2 separate regions of the Homo sapiens genome follow, and region 1 is linked to region 2. A link is an interaction called in ENCODE POLR2A ChIA-PET data of the cell type or tissue named here. Cell type or tissue: MCF 10A. All regions are shown on one strand. Links, peaks and the distances in the headings refer to the core of each region. The heading gives the core; the rest is flanking DNA.

Region 1 (2,500 bases), core at 1-2,500, 540 kb after region 2:
AGTTCAGAGACTTTCTCAAGGTCAAACACTGGTAAATGAATTAACCATTATTTAGATGGTTAACAATGATATAGATAGTACTGTAGTTATAATTCCCATTTTACACATGAAAAAACTTAGGCTCAGAGAGGCTAAGTAATTCCTCAAAGCCACACAACCTAGGCTTTGCAGCCAGGAAGATGAGATTAAATCATGCTTAATTCCCTTACCAGTGTATGACCTTGGGAAAGGCTGTGAACTTCAATTTCTCTACACTATAAATTGAAAATTATAGTACTGACTATATCATAGGGTTGATTTCAATATTAGATTAATTACTATATAGAAAGCACTTAGAACAACTATAGCTCTAGTGTGGAGTAGTCAGAAATGGCCTGGAAGTTCATTTTTAGTAAAGAGATTAATAAAATAGTTTATTATGTACCAGGAGTTGATGGAGAACAGTTCCCAATTCAGCTGTCAATTTGAGCTTTTCGCTTATGAAATCTATGCTATTGAGTTGACGTTTGTTAAGGAAAAGAACCTAATGTCTGATAAACAGGCAAAAATTAACTATTACATTTAAATGTGACTATTGCAGATGTACTAAGTAGTTGAGAAAGCCAGTTGGGGTCATACTCACTTAGGCTTACACCTAGCTTTGCCTCCTTGTTAGCTGTGTGACCTTGGTCAAATCACTTAACCTTTCTGAGCTGAGGTACCCTCCTCTATAAAATGTGGATTTTAAGTAGGCTATTATAGAGGATGATGTGAGGATTTTAAAAGACCATGCATCAAAAGTACCTAAGATGAAGCCTGATTTAAGAATGAGCTCAGCAAATGCTAGCTCATTTCCTTGGATTAGCCTTTCTACACTGACCCAAGGCTTGCAAGGCAAAGCAAAACTAAATAAAAGCAAAATGAAGTTAAAAAGCCCAAACAAATAAAAACCAATTTGTTAATTGGGTGTTGGTGGATAAAAAGACTCTGAAAGTACATCCAGTCAAATTTGAATTTCAGGTAAACTATGAAATTATTTGTAGTATAAGTATATAAGTATGTAGTGTAAGTATCCCAAGCATTGCATGGGATATACTTACACTCACTAAATTCTTCACTGTTTATTCAAAATTCCAATTTAACTGGATGTCAGGTATTTCTATTTATTAAACCCGGCAGCCTAGACATGGTAGAATTTAGTAAGCCCAGACATGACAGACTCCTGAATAGCCAAGGCACAGAATTCAAAAGAGTCAAATGTGTTTCCAACTTGCTAACTGCAAAAGCATCAAGGAAAAGGTTGACCCCACCCTCTCTGTCTCTGCCAAGCAAAGAGCCCAGATGGGAAACCCCAGGTGAGTGATTTAGCCTCCTGTGCATACTCTATGGGATCCTGGTGCAGAGGTTGCTGGGAAAACCGTGGCAGCCTGCCCTAGGTTTTCCTTCGGGTGGGGCCCTGTGGTTATGGTGTGGTGACTCTTTGTCACGGTGCCCCTGCCACGCCCTGCTTAGTCCACCTGGTGGTTGGGGGTAGGGGAGAAGAGAAGTTACAGGCAGAAAAAAAGGACTTATCAATGTAACATATTTCTTAGGTGGTTTGTGCATTGCTGTTTGGGCTTGCAAAACTTTAATTATTACTTTGATGCAGAGTGGCTGCAGATTGTCACTGCCAGGCCTGATTTAATAGCCTGCTTGCACAAAGTCCGACAGAGATTGCTTTTGTTGCACTTTCTAACAGCTCGTGATGGTGGCTTTTTTACGTTAAGGAGGAAACTCTGTGGTTAAACTGTAGCCTAGGTATTTTTAGAGCCGTTACCATGTTAACCGAAATTTCGTACATTTCACCTGCAGGATATGCAGTCGTGCTTAGGGCCTTCCTTAAACTCTAACAAAAAATATAATTTAACAGTTGTTAATACTGTGCTTAGGACCAACTCCATGTTATCAGAAAAGCTACTGACCAAATACTGGACTGCTAAGAATCCTTTTTTTGGATGGGTGGTACTGTGCCATTAGAGAGTATTTTTTTTTCCTTGATATAAAACGAGTTGAAGGAACATAACCAAAAGGCTAAAATTGGTTAGTTCTAAAGGTCAGAGCCTGAAGGCAGTGACCCATTTGTTAATCATTAAGCTTTTCTAAGCCGTCTCTGACAGAATTCTGGCTTTCTGCCACTTCTCTGGTCATTTTAAACTGCAAATTCTTGTACTGTTTCAGTTTTTAAGTAGGTTTCAAAGGTTATGAGAAAGGCATAACTTGTTAGCTATTTTTCCTTATCAAACGTCTTTAGGGTTTTGGAAGGCAGAGCTGTTCTGTGTTAAGAGAATCCTCACAGCATACCCAGCCATACAGCATTTAAAGATGGACTCTTGGGTCCTCTGAAAAGGGTGGATTTCTAGCTATCATTCCCATGTTACTTAGTTTCCATAGATAAGCAGGATGTGAGGGCTGAGGACACCCACTTAGCCATTAGGTATTAGTTCCCAAATCACTGCTATCTCAGGGTAGTTGTCTCCAATAA
Region 2 (7,016 bases), core at 517-3,016:
AATTAATAAAAGATATACAGTTATTTCAAAAGTACCGTTTTATTGGGACATCTCAAAGGACTAAGAAAATGTTTATTTTCTTATCTCCTATCTTTTGTTAATAGCTGTTCATCGCTCATCAGCCTTTACTGAAAGCTTATCATGTATCAAACAATATGCCAGGTGTCAGAGAGGGCAGCAAAGAGAGTACAATTGAGTTAGATAGAGTACCTGCACTCAATAATAATAACAGCTAACACTTACATAGTGCTTTCTGCGTGCCAGGCTTGTCCTAAGTGATTTTACACACACACACACACACACACACACACACACACACACACACACACACTCCCTCACTCAGTCCTTATAAAAACCCACTGATAGGCCGGGTGCGGTGGCTCATACCTGTAATCCCAGCAACTTTGGGAGGCTGAAGCAGGCAGATCACTTGAGGTCAGGAGTTCGAGATCACCCTGGCCAACATGGTGAAACCTCATCTCTACTAAAAATACAAAAATTAACCAAGCATGGTGGCAGGTGCCTGTAATCCTAGCTACTCAAGAGGCTGAGACAGGAAAATCACTTGAACCTGGTAGGTGGATGTTGCAGTGTGCCGAGATCGTGCCACCACACTCCAGCCTGAGCAACAGAGTGAGACTCTATCTAAAAAAAAAAAAAAAAAAATTAAAAACCCAATGAGGTGGCTACTGTTATCATCCCCATTTTACGGATGAGGACATGGGTACATAGAGATTAAGTAACTTGCCAAAGATCTCACAACTGGTAAGTGGCAGAGCAAAATTTGAAAACAAACAATCTGGTTCCAGAAACTGTACTTTTAACCTCATGATAGCTTCCTGAGGAATTTATGATCTGAGTATATATAGTAAGTACCTCCCCTTTCAGGGTAAGGCAGTAGGTAATGGTGAACAGGGAAGCAAAAGGTGACTCAGGTTGAGTAAACAACACCAAGCATATCTGACTCAAGGAATGCTTCAGAGGCCAGGGGTGCATGCCTGTAATCCCAGCACCTTGGAAGGCTGACACAGGAGGATCACTGGAGCCCAAGTTCAAGACCAGCCTGCACAACATGACAAAACCCTCTCTTTACAGAAAATACCAAAATTAGGTGGGCTTTGTGGCGCATGCCTGTAGTTCCAGCTACTTGGGAGGCTGAGAGTTGGGAGAATCACTTGAGCCTGGGAGGTCGAGGCTGCAGTGAGCTGTGATCGTGCCACTGCACTCCATCCTAGGCAATAGAGTGAGACTCTGTCTCAAAAAAAAAAAAAAAAGAAAAAGAAAAAGAAGAAAAAAAGGAATGCTTCAGTCTGCTCCAAAGAAAAGAATGGAGTAATGTGAAGTATTAAATGTAGCAAGATGCCACTGCAGTAGCTCACACCTGTAATCCCAGCACTTTGGGAGGCTGAGATGGGAGGATCACTTGAGCCCAGGAGTTCAAGACCAGCCTGGGCAACATAGTGAGACCCCATCTCTTAAAAAAATAATAAAAAGTAAATAAAAATAAATGTAGCAAGAAATTAGAAATCTTTATGAACAGATGGCAATCCAGTTTAATGTTATGTGCATGGCCACAACCCTTATTCCACTACATCCTCCTTTCACATATATATTATGAAGGTTAATGAATACAATCATTGTGATAACATTTCTTTTCTCCCTTTCTCCCTCCTCTGGTAGAGTACTCACATAAAGGCTGCATTCACAATTGAGGTTAGAACTTGTCTAGGCATGTCTAGTGAGCAATGGGAGGAGTCTGCTAGGAAAGTACTTTCAGAATACTGGAAACCTTAGGGAGAAAACTCCTCCTGAAGGTAGAAAATTGCAGAAATTATAATAAAGCCTCAGCTGCTATAGGAGAAGGATAGCTTTAGTACTTTTGGTAGGGAAGCAGTGTAGCAGCAAATTTTAAGAGATATATGAGAGGTATTTAAGTGGATCATGCCTGTAGGTCATTTAGTAGTAGTATGCAATCAATAAATATTCATTATTACTTGTGTGACAGTGCTTACCCCACACTGTCCTTTATAGAAACATATTTGCAGAGACCTGGGGAGAAAATGCAAACATGCCAGAGGGCTTCATAAGACCATACATACCCTTTAATGACTCCATTAAGTGTTATCAACAAATGTTAGTAATAATAAATATAGTTATTATCATTATTGTTCTTATTACAGCCTCATTTTATGTTATTACTGATTTTTTAATGGGGTCAGTGAGAAAATAAGACTTCATTCTCAAAATATTCAAATGTCTAGTCAGATCCTGGCAGCAGCTGCAGCGGCTCTCCTTGCCATCTCCTTTTCACTTCTGGAAACATGGGCTCCCATGTGGCTGTCTTTGATGATGTCATCAAGGTGTTCAGTGACATGAAAGTGTGCAAGTCTTCAACACTAGAAAAGGTGAAGAAGCGCAAGAAGTTGCTGCTCTTCTGCCTGAGTGAGTACAAGAAGTACATCATCCTTGCGGAGGCCAAGAAGATCCTGGTAAGTAATGTGGACCAAACCATTGATGATCCCTATGCCACTTTTGTCAAGATGCTGACAGTAAGGACTGCCGCTACGCCCCTTATGACGCCACCAAGGACAGCAAGAAGAAGGACCTGGTGTTTATCTTCTGGGCCTCTGAGTCTGCATCCATTAAGAGCAAAATGATCTATGCCAGCTCCAAAGACGTCATCAAGAAGCAGCTAGGGGTCAGCACTGTCGTCTTCTTGGAGGGCAAACTTTGTGATCCCCTCCAGCGCCCTTCCTGGAGAATCTACTAGTCCCAGACCTGCCCTCAGGGATTGCAGGCTGCCCCCTTCCTGCCAGACTGGAGGGCCTGGGGGAATCCCAGCAGAGGGAAGGCACTCCCTTCACCCCAATTGCCAAACAGCCCCCCAACTCCCTGGATTTTCCTCCTCTCTCCATCCCTGACAGTTCTGGCCTTCCCAAACTGCTTGGATCTTCTGATTCCTCTTGGGTTGAAGCAGACCAAGTTCTCCCAGGAACCCCAGTTGGGGAAGGCCTATATATATATTTTAAAAACAACCCCACTCTCCACCTGTTCCTCCACCTTCCCATGCTACAACTTCTAACCACAACAGTGACTCTGTGCCTGTCTGTTTAGTTCTGTGTATAAATGGAATGTTGTGAAGATGGCCCCTTCCCATGCCAGCTGGTTCCTCTCCCTTGGTTATGGCCGCTAATGGAAACCGGACTAGTGAGCGACCTTTAATTTTTAAAAAAAGAAAATACAATAAAATAATACTCAAATGTTTAAGCAGATTTCCCAAAACAGAGTAGAATAGAATTCATATGAATAAGCAAACAATTTAATTGTTACTACTGGCATTATGTTATGGATTTTGCTTTCCTACAGAAAATAACTCCACAACTGATTTTATTAGTATAGAATTAATTTCTTGCTAAGAGTCATTTTTGCTTATCTCACCATTGGATATTTGCAAAGTCACTAATATTTCTTTTATCCATCATTCATATGTAAGTAAATATGTACCTTACTTCCTCTTTCCAGGCAAGTAGAGGTTCCAAATATAGCCATGTGTCACATAACAGGGATTTGTTCTGATAAACGAATCCATAGACAATTTTGTCTTTGTGCAAACATGATAAAGTGTACTTGCACAAACCTAGATGGTGTAGCCCACTACACACCTAAGCTATGTGGTATAGCCTGTTGCTTCTAGGCTACAAACATGTACAGCATGTTACTATACTGAGTACTGTAGGCAAGTGTAACATAATGGTCAGTATTTGTGTATCTAAACATACCTAAATATAGAAAAGGTACAGTAAAAATATGGTATAAAAGATAAATGGTATACCTGTATAAGGCATTTACCATGAATGGAGCTTGCAGGACTGGAAGTTGCTCTGGGTGAGTCAATGAGTGAGTGGTGAGTCACTGTGAAAGCCTAGGACATTATTGTACACTACTGTAAACTGCATAAACACTGCACACTAGGCTACAATTTATGAAAAAATTTCTTCAATAATAAGCTATTAAATAACATAAAGTTGTAAATAATAATAAATTATGATTACATATCAACAATATTTTCTTTATATCCTATAAGCTTTTTTCTATTTTTAAATTAATTTCTTAAAATTTTTTAAACTTATTTTGTTAAAAACTAAGACACAAACACCCATGTAAGCACAGGCCTACACATGGTGAGGATCATCAGTATCGGTGTCTTCCACATCCACATTTTGTCCACTGGAAGCTCTTCAGAGTTAGTAACATACACGGAGCTGTCGTCTGCTGTGATATTGAAGCTGTTTTCTGGAATACCTCCTGAAGAACCTGCCTGAGGCTGTTTTACAGTTAACTAAAAAAAAATAAGTAGAAGGAGTACACTCTAAAATAACAATTAAAAGTATGGTATAGTAAATACATAAAGTGGTAACAGTTGTTTATTATCATTATCAAGTATTACATAGTGTACATAATTGAATGTGCTATACTTTTATATGACTGGTAGTGCAGTAAGTTTGCTTGCACCAGCATCACCGCAAACTGTGAGTAATGCATTACTCCATGACGTTAGGATGGCTAGGTTCACAAGGCGATAGGAATTTTTCAGCTCCATTATAATCATGGGACTGCCTTGGTATATGCGGGCTGTTGTTGACAGAAACGTCATTATGTCACGCAAGACTAGATAATGAGGGAATCCTTTTCCTCCTAATTGGTTATTTGAGCTGTTTAATCTCCCTTCCACTCCCAGCAAGTGTAGTCATTAAAATACCTTACATAACTATGGAGCCTTCATGATTAGAACTGCGATATGATGATGTTACATACCCACTCAGGGTTCTCTGCTTCAGGGCCAAAGTTTGGGCAATGTCACACCTATTGTACTTTTTGGATGGGTTTCTCTGTCATGAGAGGAATGGGAAATGAAAGAAGGATGAGCCCAATGTAATTCTGAGAATCAGATTTAACTAGTATCTGATAAAGCTTGCAAAATTTCCATGTTGATAAGTTGATCTAATTTATTTGTTTAACCTGCTGTATAATGTTTTATCATATGAAAATATCACATTTGATTTATCTATATGGAACATTTAGATTCTAATTTTTTGCTGTTTTAAATAATATTTCCATGAATTTCCCTATATGTTTCTGCTTTCAATATATGAAAGTTTTGCTAGAGTAGGGGTCTTTAAACTTTTTTGTTAGCTTATCCCACAAACAATTTGGAAAAACTTTTCCTCTATACACATGGTAGAGTTAGAATTGAACTTTTTTATTCTAAGTTTAAGTAGGTGGAAAGGAAGTAATTTCCTAGTTATGTAACTTTTTTTTTTTTTTTTTTGGAGACAGAGTTTTTGCTCTTGTTGCCCAGGCTGGAGTACGATGGCGCAATCTTGGCTCACTGCAACCTCCACCTCCCGGGTTCATGCGATTCTCTCCTGCCTCAGTCTCCCGAGTAGCTAGGATTACAAACACCCGCCACCACGCCCTGCTAATTTTTTTTTTTTTTGTATTTTTAGTAGAGACAGGGTTTCACCTGTATTTTTAGTAGAGACGGGTTTTCACCATGTTGGCCAGGCTGGTCTCGAACTCCTGACCTCAGGTGATCCACCCGCCTCGGCCTCCCAAAGTGTTGGGAGTACAGGCGTGAGCCACCATGCCTGGCCTATGTAACATTTAAAGTAGAATTCTTAAGTGTATCCAATATTCATAAATACCATAGTAATTTGTTGCCATTGCCCATCAAAACATTAAAAAAACGAACAAGCATTTTTTACAATGGGAAATTTTACATCATTCTTTTTTCTCTTTGAACTTGAATTTTTTTTCCAATTCTGATACAGATTTTTATTTGGATGTAATATATATTATGTGTGAATATCTTTTATTGATGATGACTGTATCATATTTCCATGCAACAAATTTTATAAAAATTTAAATTGTGTTAAATTTTCTGGACCATAATGCTCCTCAGTGTTAAAAATTATTCCAAATTATCATTAATATTTTTGTATAATCAAATAAATACTTTTAAATTTTGATAATTATTAAATATAAAAAAATCAACTGGGCTTAAAAAATTGGTTTATATATCACAAATGAATTTTATATATTCCTAGAAGGAGACAAGTTCAGCATTAGATCATTTATCCCTAGTTTTTGCTTTTATGTTGTAAACATTGAGTAATATTATTCACATAAGTAGATGGTGAGTGAAAGGAAGTGTTTTAGCAGTGTTACTCATTTATTTGAAAGCTTCCCAAATTATATGTCATACATCACTTAGTGATCTTATTTGTAATGATTTTTCAATGAATAGTTTCAATAGGTTCTCCTTCAATTTACCAGAAAAAAAATTAATGTTAAACAGGTTAACTTTTAAAAGGGTTTGTTGGTAAAATTATTCAGCTACTTAGCAGCAATATCATTATTGCAGATGATCTCTTTAGCTCCTTGCAGGTTTTTACACTTTCAGGCAGTACATCGTTTCAGCATTCAGATGGAGAGGGGTATTCTGTTCTCTTTTAAAGTGGGATAAAGGGCACTGTGAAAGGGGAAATGGGGACAAGGAACTACTAGGTCCACTTGACTACACTAGTTCTGAGGCACATCAGATTTAGGAGAAAGTGTATATGGAAGTTATGGAATTGATTCTCTTGAAACTAAGAACCTTATTTCTCCTATTTGAAGACCACTACTCTGATGTTTATACCCAAAAGTGGAATTGCTTGTGTTGGAGTCTCCTAAGCTGTGTAACTGTTTCACTGAAGTCACATCACTGAGGACATTGCTGTGCCTCTCAAGGACTCAGGAACAGTCCCTCTGTCCATATATGTAAGTCATAGCAATCTTCTATATTTGGGAAAAATCCCTTGGTCGCCTTATTTAAATAACTGGTGAGCAATGAGTAGTAATCCATCAGTGTTCTATGAGACACCAAATTTCTTTCTATAATGTGGCTTTTGACAACTTCTGGAAGTATTTTTATTCATGATTCTCACATTTCTTTCTTTAAAGGGCATCATTAG

What was found. Peaks named below come from ENCODE experiments on the same cell type or tissue, not always from the same donor. Only the 100,000 strongest peaks of a DNase experiment are listed, where the experiment ranks them.
Region 1: POLR2A ChIA-PET joins it to region 2 with 11 read pairs; 9 of 35 experiments call an interaction of 5 or more read pairs at or near these places.

What each region holds. Positions count from the first base shown.
Region 1 is chr10:88,384,299-88,386,798 of GRCh38, forward strand. The region is part of intron 4 of RNLS (renalase, FAD dependent amine oxidase); the gene reads right to left. Among named protein-coding and RNA genes, the nearest start is that of RNLS, 200 kb to the right of the region's middle. In MCF 10A, for the core only: no CTCF peak of the experiment used is centred there; a DNase peak (open chromatin) is centred at 1,393.
Region 2 is chr10:87,841,549-87,848,564 of GRCh38, forward strand. It overlaps the pseudogene CFL1P1. Among named protein-coding and RNA genes, the nearest start is that of KLLN, 18 kb to the right of the region's middle. RefSeq lists an enhancer at 1,104-2,303. In MCF 10A, for the core only: no CTCF peak of the experiment used is centred there; DNase peaks (open chromatin) are centred at 933 and 1,723.